Linked DNA regions of Homo sapiens: all the other regions are linked to region 1. A link is a contact called in ENCODE Hi-C or POLR2A ChIA-PET data. All regions are on one chromosome and are shown on one strand. The core of a region is the stretch at or near the end of the contact, and the rest is flanking DNA. Distances in the headings are between cores, read along the strand shown.

What was found. A loop is a pair of places that touch in the nucleus more often than their neighbours do. ChIA-PET counts read pairs that join two places held with the same protein, here RNA polymerase II (POLR2A). Pooled maps may share reads with other maps.
Region 2: a loop to region 1 is called in a pooled map, with 2.7 times the contacts of the local background. The contact joins two enhancer-like sites. A Hi-C loop is called at or near these places in 1 of 168 maps with a recorded cell type or tissue (endothelial cell of hepatic sinusoid), 2 of 37 single-sample maps with no recorded cell type and 7 of 50 pooled maps. POLR2A ChIA-PET finds 5 or more read pairs at or near these places in 3 of 52 experiments (CD4-positive, alpha-beta T cell, HepG2 and Panc1).
Region 3: a pooled map shows a loop between it and region 1 (2.9-fold over the local background). The contact joins two enhancer-like sites. A Hi-C loop is called at or near these places in 7 of 50 pooled maps. POLR2A ChIA-PET finds 5 or more read pairs at or near these places in 2 of 52 experiments (Panc1 and activated CD8-positive, alpha-beta T cell).

Annotation. Positions count from the first base shown.
Region 1 is chr2:42,827,277-42,830,176 of GRCh38, forward strand. It overlaps the pseudogene CHORDC1P1. Among named protein-coding and RNA genes, the nearest start is that of TRI-TAT2-1, 18 kb to the left of the region's middle. Within about 2 kb of position 1,360, at least 7 of the 41 ENCODE cell types and tissues checked have a DNase peak (open chromatin) inside an H3K27ac peak, as active enhancers do.
Region 2 is chr2:43,193,358-43,196,585 of GRCh38, forward strand. No RefSeq gene overlaps it. Among named protein-coding and RNA genes, the nearest start is that of ZFP36L2, 32 kb to the right of the region's middle. RefSeq lists an enhancer at 653-1,572. Within about 2 kb of position 1,659, at least 16 of the 41 ENCODE cell types and tissues checked have a DNase peak (open chromatin) inside an H3K27ac peak, as active enhancers do.
Region 3 is chr2:43,292,369-43,295,295 of GRCh38, forward strand. THADA (THADA armadillo repeat containing) reads right to left here. Exons shown (of 38, transcript NM_022065.5): 32 at 466-845. Among named protein-coding and RNA genes, the nearest start is that of LINC01126, 67 kb to the left of the region's middle. RefSeq lists an enhancer at 466-1,665 and a silencer at 942-1,236. Within about 2 kb of position 1,628, at least 14 of the 41 ENCODE cell types and tissues checked have a DNase peak (open chromatin) inside an H3K27ac peak, as active enhancers do.

The sequences.
Region 1 (2,900 bases), core at 110-2,609:
TGGTGCATCTGGGCTTGGCCTTTTGATTGCTTCTACTGGCTTCGGGGCTTGAATGATGTGTTCCTGAAATTTGGGTTTCAATTCAGATAGTTCTTTCTTCTCAGTAGTCTTTACTTCAGGTTTGACTGGCTCATGTGGCTTCTCACTATTATGTCTACCTTTTGTACAGCCTACAATGCTTAAGAAATCAGAAAAATCAATTGTTCTTCTCTTATATCAAGACCAATCCTTAATGCATCGTGAAAGACTGGAACACCTGGGTGGCATATGCAAGCATCATCGGAATTGATCTCAGGATCGAAGCGCTGACCGCAGCCCCGGTTGTAGCACAGCAAGGCCATTTTCTTTTCCCACCGTCACAGGCAAGGCCCAAACACCGGGAACGGCAAGAGGGTGCATTTGCCACTCCCGTGTCGCTAGCACCGGCCTTGACAGTGGACTATTACAAGGATTTCTGTGGGCCCGCTCTGAGCCGCCGTTTCTGGCCGTGCAGACGGACTTCTACCACACGGTGGCGCTGCGGCTCTGCCATAGAAGGCTCCTCTCGGTCCAGGAGACAGGCAGGGCCGGCCACAGGACCAGCCTCCGACAGCGATTTCATCCGCACCCTGCGGGGCAACGTGGGGGCCTATCCGTAGCTTTCAGCGTTTCCTGGACCCTACCAGGACAAGAATCGCGGGGAGAGGTGCGAAGAAGGTCTGGAGAGGAGGAGGCTTGGGACAATGCAGAGTCCTGGAAGTGAGGCTGACCGCTGACCGCTGTCAGGAGGGACATGGACCGCTGCCGGGGAATCATGGGATTTCCCACCGGCCCAGTCATCTCCCACGTCGGGAAAAGGGAAGAGCTGCTTCCCCATGGCGTGTGCGCGTGGGAAGGGTCTCGGGCAGAGAAGAGGCACTTTTTCTGTCCTCCAGGCTGTTTCCGCCAAATGAAGACCTGGGCTGGAAGAGCCAGGAACAAAGAGGAGAGTCGAGTGCTGAGCACCCAGCGGGAGAGGATGCAGCCCGGTCATCTCACACCTGCTGACCACACAACATCGTCTGCGAGTTCCCCCCACCTACTTCGCCTGCAGCTGCCATTTGGGAAGATGACTCTTGCCTCTTTCACCGTCTGTTTTTTAGATTAGGACTCACGGGCCTAGGGCAGGAGTCAGCTCTTCCAGATCTTTATCGAAAAGTAACATCACACTTGTGCCCAGGGGTTCGAGACCAGCCTGGGCAACAGGACAAACCCCCTTCTCTACAAAAAAACCCACAAAATCTGTGTGGAAGGTGTGTGAACCCTTGGGAAACAGAGTTGCTGTACACGTGTATCAGGCCCTGAGCCAGCTGCAGGGTGGGCATTACTGCTTGGTGCCCTCCGCCCTCACTCTTCCTCCCTGGATGTTGAGGATGGCCCCGTAAACCTTGTTCATAGGGGTCCCTCGTTTTCTGAGACACCTCATCTGAGCACTGACGAGGGGACACAACTCTTGGCTGGGAAGCAGGAGACTGAGCATTGCCTTCAAGCCATCCCCACACATGTGACCTCAGTCAGCATTCTGCCCTTTCATGGGTGTCAGTTGTCTCGTCCATAAAATGGGATGATGTTCTTGTTCCAGCCGGCATACTGGATGACTAAATGAGGGAACAGGTAAGAAGCTGCATTGGAAAAAGGTACCATTCAGCTGCAAGACATCCTTGTGCAGTTCCCCCAGGGCTAATGGGGTTTGGTTGCCCACCTTTGCTGTGTCTCTTCGTGGCGCCAGCAGGTGGCAGCATTGCCTTTGCATGTGCCGGCTCCACCTCTGGCCTCTCCCAGACATGCAGCGTGTAGGGCAGGGGACCATTCTTCACCCAATTCATTTCAGGGGTCATGGGAAGGAGGGATCTGAAATGCCCTGAATGGGAAGGGCCTGGAAAGAAAATGAAAATCTCATTCCTCCCCTCAAAGAAACACAGATAAGCCAGGAGAGCAGGATCTGGTGCATGAGCCCAAGAGGGCTAATGTGACCACTTAGGCTGAAGGGGGACCTTACCTCTCTCTGCCACAACGGTGTCCCCCACCACCTGGAGGAGGGAACTGGGGATCCAGAAGGCTTGGGTCCTTGTCTTTGGTTGGAAAAGTCAGCCAGCATTGCAGTGGGGCAGCAGGAATTCCTCTATTTTTGTGTGTGCAACAGAGTTGAAAACTTAATTCACTCTATAATTTATTTGTGCAAAAAAAAGGTAATTTCCTTATTTATGAGTCTATAATGAATCTGGCCTTTCTTCCAACCCCTGCCTGATGATAAGCGAGAAAAACAATGAAATTTTCAACTTGATTTGAACATCCTGGGGCCAGAGAGTTTAGCCGGTCTTGTTAAGTGATCTTATTAATTTCTCTTGGATAAAATGCTTAGTTCTCAGACTGCTTTGCCCAGCTTCTCCCACTGTGGTGCTGTTGGGGTTTTGTAGACAGTCAAGGGCAGCTTGTGTGGCATCTGGTAGGAGGCATGAGTTGGGATCCTGGGGTGTGGTGTCCTCTAGACCCAGCAAGGTCCCCTGTCCCTCCTGGCCACTGATCATACTAGAAGCTGAGTTTATGAAACTCATGGTCCAGTCCCTCCTGATCTGACTAGAGCCCATGTGGCGCCCCTGGCTGGCCAGCCCTCCTGCACCTGGGCCCCTCCTCCCCACCAAGTCTCCTAGCTGTGCCACCATGGCCCCAGTAGGGCTGCTGGCTCACAGGAATGGAAGTTGGCTTTGAAAGCTGAACTTTAGTGGTGCCTCTCCCTTACCGGGGAGCCCTGGTGCTGGAGGCAGAGGCCGAGTTGGTTTGCAGCTGCCTGGGATGCCACTTCTTCCCAGAGTTCCAATGTGAGTTGGGGACAAGGGCTTCTTTCTCTCAGGGAGGGGTGAGTGGGCCAGTGCTTGGCTCTG
Region 2 (3,228 bases), core at 409-2,908, 370 kb after region 1:
GTGTGTGTTTGTGGGTGGGTGGCTGACTACTCTGAGTTTGTGGGTGATTCATGTGTACCCTCGCGACAGGCTGTGTTCAGATAGTCTGCTTATGTGCTTGAATTCAAGGACACAAACATCCCTAGGTGCAAGCTTGCACGCACAGTCCTCCCTACACCTCCACACGCAACTCCTAATCATCCCTCAGGATCCTCTCCCCGCCCTGCTTCAGCCTTAAGGCCTGCTCTGACCCTCCAGCCCATCCCACTGACCTGCTGACCTTCATCCCAGACACTGCTGGGTTCAGCCCTGGAGCCTGGTCACTCTTGCTCCCTGAGGGTGAGGTTGACTCCTTTTTAAATTACCCCTAAAGCCCCACTTAGGGAGACACAGCCTTATCAATCAACACTCCTTGAATGAATTAAAACAAACTCCAAGGAAAGGAACTGCATTTGGGTGGATGGAAACAAGAGCTCTCAAGCTGTTTTCTTTCCTCTTTACCCTTTGCTCTCTGTCTCTTCCCATCTGTACTTTCTCTAACTTGTTTGCTAACTCAATCGTCAGCTTAGAAAGTACTTCCTTGTATACCCTCCTCTCATTCAAATCTCATGACAATCCTCCAAGACACGAATAATTATCCTCATTGCACAGATGAGGAAACTGAGGTTCAGGGAGGCTACGTGAGTTGCCCAAGGTCACACAGCCTGGAAGGAGTGGGTAGGGACTAGAACCCTCATGCGTGAATGGACACCACCTCCCACCACTCCCCACCAGTAAGTAGAGGGTGGAGGGTAAAGGGCGATCCAGGGGCTCGGAGAGGATTGGCCTCTTCAAGCCCTCTCCATGGCCCAAGGTCACCGTGGGAGGGAGATGCACCTGGCCCCCAGGGCCAGGGGTTACCCCACTCGGCCAGCAATGGGAGAGGCCATGAGATCTGTGGACATTGTTCCTGGGCCTGTGGTTACTGATTTGACAACAGCCCTGTTCCTCCCCAGCCAGCCAGGGAGTTAATGATTAAGGAGGAGATTAAATATTAACCACCTGTGGGGCCACGGCGTAATGTCTCCATCTGCACCTGAGCCTACCTAAAAATCCCTCCCACCTGCCGTGGGCCAGCCCCACACAGGGCCTCTAAGCCCCTTGCTTAGGGATACCACTTCCCCATGCCCCCATCCTGCCCTGGCCCTGGCCCTGGCCCGTGTCCACCCCATCTCACTCTCTCATACCCACAGCACAGACCCAAGGACTCTTCCTGTAGCTTGGAAGCTGCAAGCTACACCACTGTAGGCACTCCTGGTGGGCCTTCTGGAGGAGAGGACCTGCCTGAACCCAGCTACTCCTGGGGCTTGGAGAGTCCGCAGGTTACATTCCTACCTGTGACCTCGTTTATCAGTGCTCTTATCGCTCTTATCTCCCAAGTCGTTCCTCCTAAAGACCCCTCTGAATCTACACATCCCAGGCCCCAACACCCTGGGCTACAGCAACTCCCCAACACGCCATTCTCTTCTTTCTTCTAGCAGTTAGAATCTGGGTGTGTTCTGCCTCCAGGAAGCCTCTCATATTAACCTGGGCTAAGGTCTCTGCGGGCCTCTGCTCCCCAGCTTCCCTTAGGCCGGGGTGATTCAGGCTGGCATTGGCTGCTGCACGGCTGCAGGAAACCAGCTGCATCTGTTGGAAGGTCCTTTGAAGTTTAAGTGCACAGCCTCCGAGCGCTGGGGGCGGGGACTGCTCTATCTCACCTAAGCCTAGGGCCTGCCCCTGGGTGAAGCCATGGTCACCCTCCCCACAGCAGGAACCACAGGCAGTATGACACAGGGTTCACCTGCGTCTTTTTCTATAAATATAGAAAAATGGAATTATTTATTCAAATAATAACTCTATTGATATGCTCTCATTCCTGTTTGTGGGGAAGCCCCAGATGACTGTGTGGGTAAGTTACTATGGTACGTAAGCCCCACCGTAGCCTGGGCCTGCACTGCTCTCTCTGCATGTCAGTGAACTGCATTGACACTGCAGGCCTAGTGACAGGCAATGTCATCCCCATTTTACAGATGGCGAAACTGAGGCTGGGTGAAATTAAAGGACTTGGCCACGCTCAAACAGACAGGAAATGGCAGAAGCTGGCCTGCCTGGTGCAAAAGCCATACAAAACTGAAAAGGACCTAACACCGTTCTTGCCACAGCTGTCTAGGCCCCAAGCTCAGCTTCTTTTCAGCCACAGTTCCCAACCATGTGTGGCTTGCTTGCTTTTCTTTCTTTCTTTCTTTCTTTCTTTCTTTCTTTCTTTCTTTCTTTCTTTCTTTCTTTCTTTCTTTCTTTCTTTCCTTCCTTCCTTCCTTCCTTCCTTCCTTCCTTCCTTCCTTCCTTCCTTCCTTCCTTCTTTCTTTCTTTCTTTCTTTCTTTCTCTCTTTCGAGATGGAGTCTCACTCTGTCACCCTCTGCCTCTCGGGTTCAAGCCATTCTCCTCCTGGGTTCAAGCCGTTCTCCTGCCTCAGCCTCCCGTGTAGCTGGGATTACAGGCACACACCACCACTCCTGGCTAATTTTTGTATTTTTAGTAGAGACGGGGTTTCACCATGTTGGCCAGACTGGTCTCAAACTCCTGACTTCACTCAAGTGATCCACCCTCCTCAGGCTTCCAAAGTGCTGGGATTACCGGTGTGAGGCACCGCGCCCGGCCTTTTTGTTTGTTTTTTTAAGACATGGTTTTGCTTTGTCACCCAGGCTGGAGTGCAGTGGTGCGATCATAACTCACTGCAGCCTTGACCTCCTGGGCTCAAGTGGTCTTCCTGCCTCAGCCTCCGAAATAGCTGGGACCACAGGTGTGCACCACCATGCCTGACTAATTTAAAAAAATTTTTTTAAATCTCAGCACTTTGGGAGGCCGAGGTGGGTGGATCACGAGGTCAGGAGATCGAGACCATCCTGGCTAATGTGGTGAAACCCTGTCTCTACTAAAAATACAAAAAATTAGCGGGGCGTGGTGGCGGGCGCCTGTAGTCCCAGCTACTCTGGAGGCTGAGGCAGGAGAATGGCGTGAACCCAGGAGGCGGTGCTTGCAGTGAGCCGAGATCACACCACTGCACTCCAGCCTGGGCAATAGAGCCAGACTCCATCTCAAAAAAAAAAAAAAAAATTATTTTTGTAGACTTGGGGATCTCATTATATTGCCCAGGCTGGTCTCAAACTCTTGGGTTCAAGCGATCCTCCCTCCTCAGCCTCCCAAAGTGCTGGGATTACAGGCGTGTG
Region 3 (2,927 bases), core at 378-2,877, 470 kb after region 1:
GGGAGACTGAGGCAGAGTGATGCAATGACTAACCAGAGGGCCTCTAGTGACTTGGGATGGGAGCCAGATGCCCTGATTTTAGGCCAGTGCCCTTTCCTTTTGATTATGCTTCCCAGGTGGCCAACTGCCCTGAAATAGCCATGTCAGCAAAGACTACCTCTGACACACTCTACAGTGAATTTTTAATGATCTGTTTCCTAAACATCCCAAAGTGGTTTGCTCTGTCTTTGGTTAATCTCTGCCATCAATACTCCTATCATCAAAAGCTTTTCTTGGTGCCCTACCAGGTATGACGCCATGCCAACCACCATAAAAAGAGAGTCCTTATCCACTGGCTGCCGAATCTACTTCCTATTGCCCCTGGAGAGCCTAAACCCAATCTTGCCTTCATGATCCTACCATTCCAGTGGCTCACAAAAGAATGTGGGGAGTGTAAAGGGCCAGTCAGTACGTTGGAGACTTTACCTTGCAGAAGCATTCTGGGTGATTTTCCTTCATGGCCAACAATAAGAACTTCTCTCCCATGTTGCACAGCAAGGGTGGCACGCCCTTCTCTCCAAGTCCAGAGGCTGCTGCTAAGAACTTTTCCAAGAGGGCTTCCAGTGTTAGTGAGCGCACTTCAGGGAAGGCAGATTCTAACAGCTGAGAGAAAGAGATGGGGACATTCGTCTCCCGCTCTCCACTCTTGGCTGCCGCGGCCCACACTGCAGCAATGGCTAGTCTGGTGAGGCTCTGGAGGTACTGGGGCAGGCCTGGCACCTTGAAGGCCCAAGGGAATCCCGTTATCAGCTCTGATCCTGAGATAATCCCTCTGACTTCCTCCCAGAAGCCAAGACTCTCCAGAACTAAGAAGCAAAAAAAGCAAAAGGGAAAGAGATAATCACTTTAAATTTCCACAAAAGGACATGAAAGAATGAAGACTGAATCCACTGCGTGAGGCCATCAGATGTCTCCCATAAGCAGATTTCAAACACTGTCATAAGTGAGTGGCCCTCTAAGGTTCAGACTTCTAGTCCACAACAATTTCCATTTAGGTAATGTATAATTTTTCCAACAGGGGCACAAAGGCATTACTATTAGAAAATGCGTTCCTGGCACCCCTCCTCAACATTCAATAAATACGAACTCAGTGACCTCTTATCACCGAGCCTCAAAGCTGACCATGAGAAGAGGACATCTAGTATAAACTTCCTTCAGGGGTGAAGCTCCCCTCTGTAACACCCTTTCCCAGAAGCTCTTGGTTGAACCCTACAGTACCCTGGAGCTCATGAGACAGCTTATTCCATTGTTAGTAGATCTAATTGTCAAAAAGTTCTTTTTGTGTTTCTACTCACTGGCCTAATGCTACATTTTGAGGCTCCCAATGACAGCTCTTTAGACATTTGATTACAATTCTTGTGTCCCCTCTGTCTTCTCCAGATGAAACATTCCTACTTCCTTCCTCAAATGATGGGGTCACTGTCTCTCATTATTCTAGCTGCTTTCCTGTGGACATGCCTCACCCTCTCTTAAAGGATGGCCAATAGGCTGGATCACAAATCTCCTGCATGGTTTGACCCGCAGGACTATTACTTTCTCTGTTCTGAACTGGAGTTGCATCACACTGTTGACTCATATGGAGCACAAAGTCAACTGAAACCACAGCCCTTCTTTTTTGACGTGGTCTACTGATGGTGGTGAGTCATCTTTCTCCCACTTTGTACTCAGTACTTAAGCCAAGATGTGTTTTCTTTGTTTATTTTAAGCCCAAGTATATCCCTGTTAAATTTTATCCTCCTGTTAAGTTTTATGGTCTACCTTTCATTTGCCGAGATCTTTTCATATTCTCAGTTCTGATTAAAAAAATAAAAAAACCAAAAACTTATTGCCTGCTTACTATGTGCTAGGAGCTAAATAAGATCACTGCCCTTAAGGAGTTTATAGTCAGTCTAGTTTGAGAAAGAGAAATGCATGAACACATAATTCCAATATAGTGGTACAAATGATAACCTAGGCCTCAAAGAGGAAGACAGGTGACAATGTGTTAGCACCACCAAAGGCAGGGGAACCAGCTGAGCAAAGGCTCAACAAAGGCATGAAACAGAACGGACCATGTGGGGAACTACAGGCCATCCCATAACACTGGAGCATAAAATTTGAGGTGGGAAAGGGCAGGAGATGAGGCTAGGGAAGAAATGTGGCTAGAGTACAGAAAGCCTCCTAGACAATGTGAAGCAGCTAGTTCTGTATGCAACGGAATGCCACTGGGGGGTTATTTTAAGCAGTAAGGTCAGGGGCCCATTTTCACTGAAGTGCTCTTATCGTTGAGGAGGCAATATTAGAGGCAGGGAGACCAGTTACAACACTACTGCACCGTAGTCCAGGAGAGAAATAAATGACGAGGGCCTTAAGTTCAGAAGGAATCAGGAGAAGGTGGGTTTAAGAAACGCTGAAGGTCTGAAGCCAAGGTGATCATTTAAAAAGGCAAAAAAGAAAGAAAAAAAAACACTGAAGGGATAAAACTGGCAGGACTAGGGAATGAGGGTGCGGACTAGGGTAGGAGTCTCGGGTACCTCCCAGCACCCAGTTCTTCACACATGTTCATCATCTAATAGAAATTGGGTAAACCAGCTGGGCGTGGTGGCTCATGCCTGTAATCCCAACATTTTGGGAGCCCAAGGTGGGAGGACTGCTTGAGCCCAGGAGTTTGAGACCAGCCTGGACAACACTGTGAAAATCTATTTCTACAAAAAATAAAAAGTCAGCTGGGTGGGGGATCACTTGAGCCCAGGAGGTTGAGGATGCAGTGAGCCAGGATGCTGACACTGCATTCCAGCCTGGGCGACAAAGTGAGACCCTATCTCAAAAACGCATACAAAGTAGTTGGCAAACTTCAATTTCACAGGAATGCCTAAATGCCCAAAATCAAATAATTACTAAAAATGTGG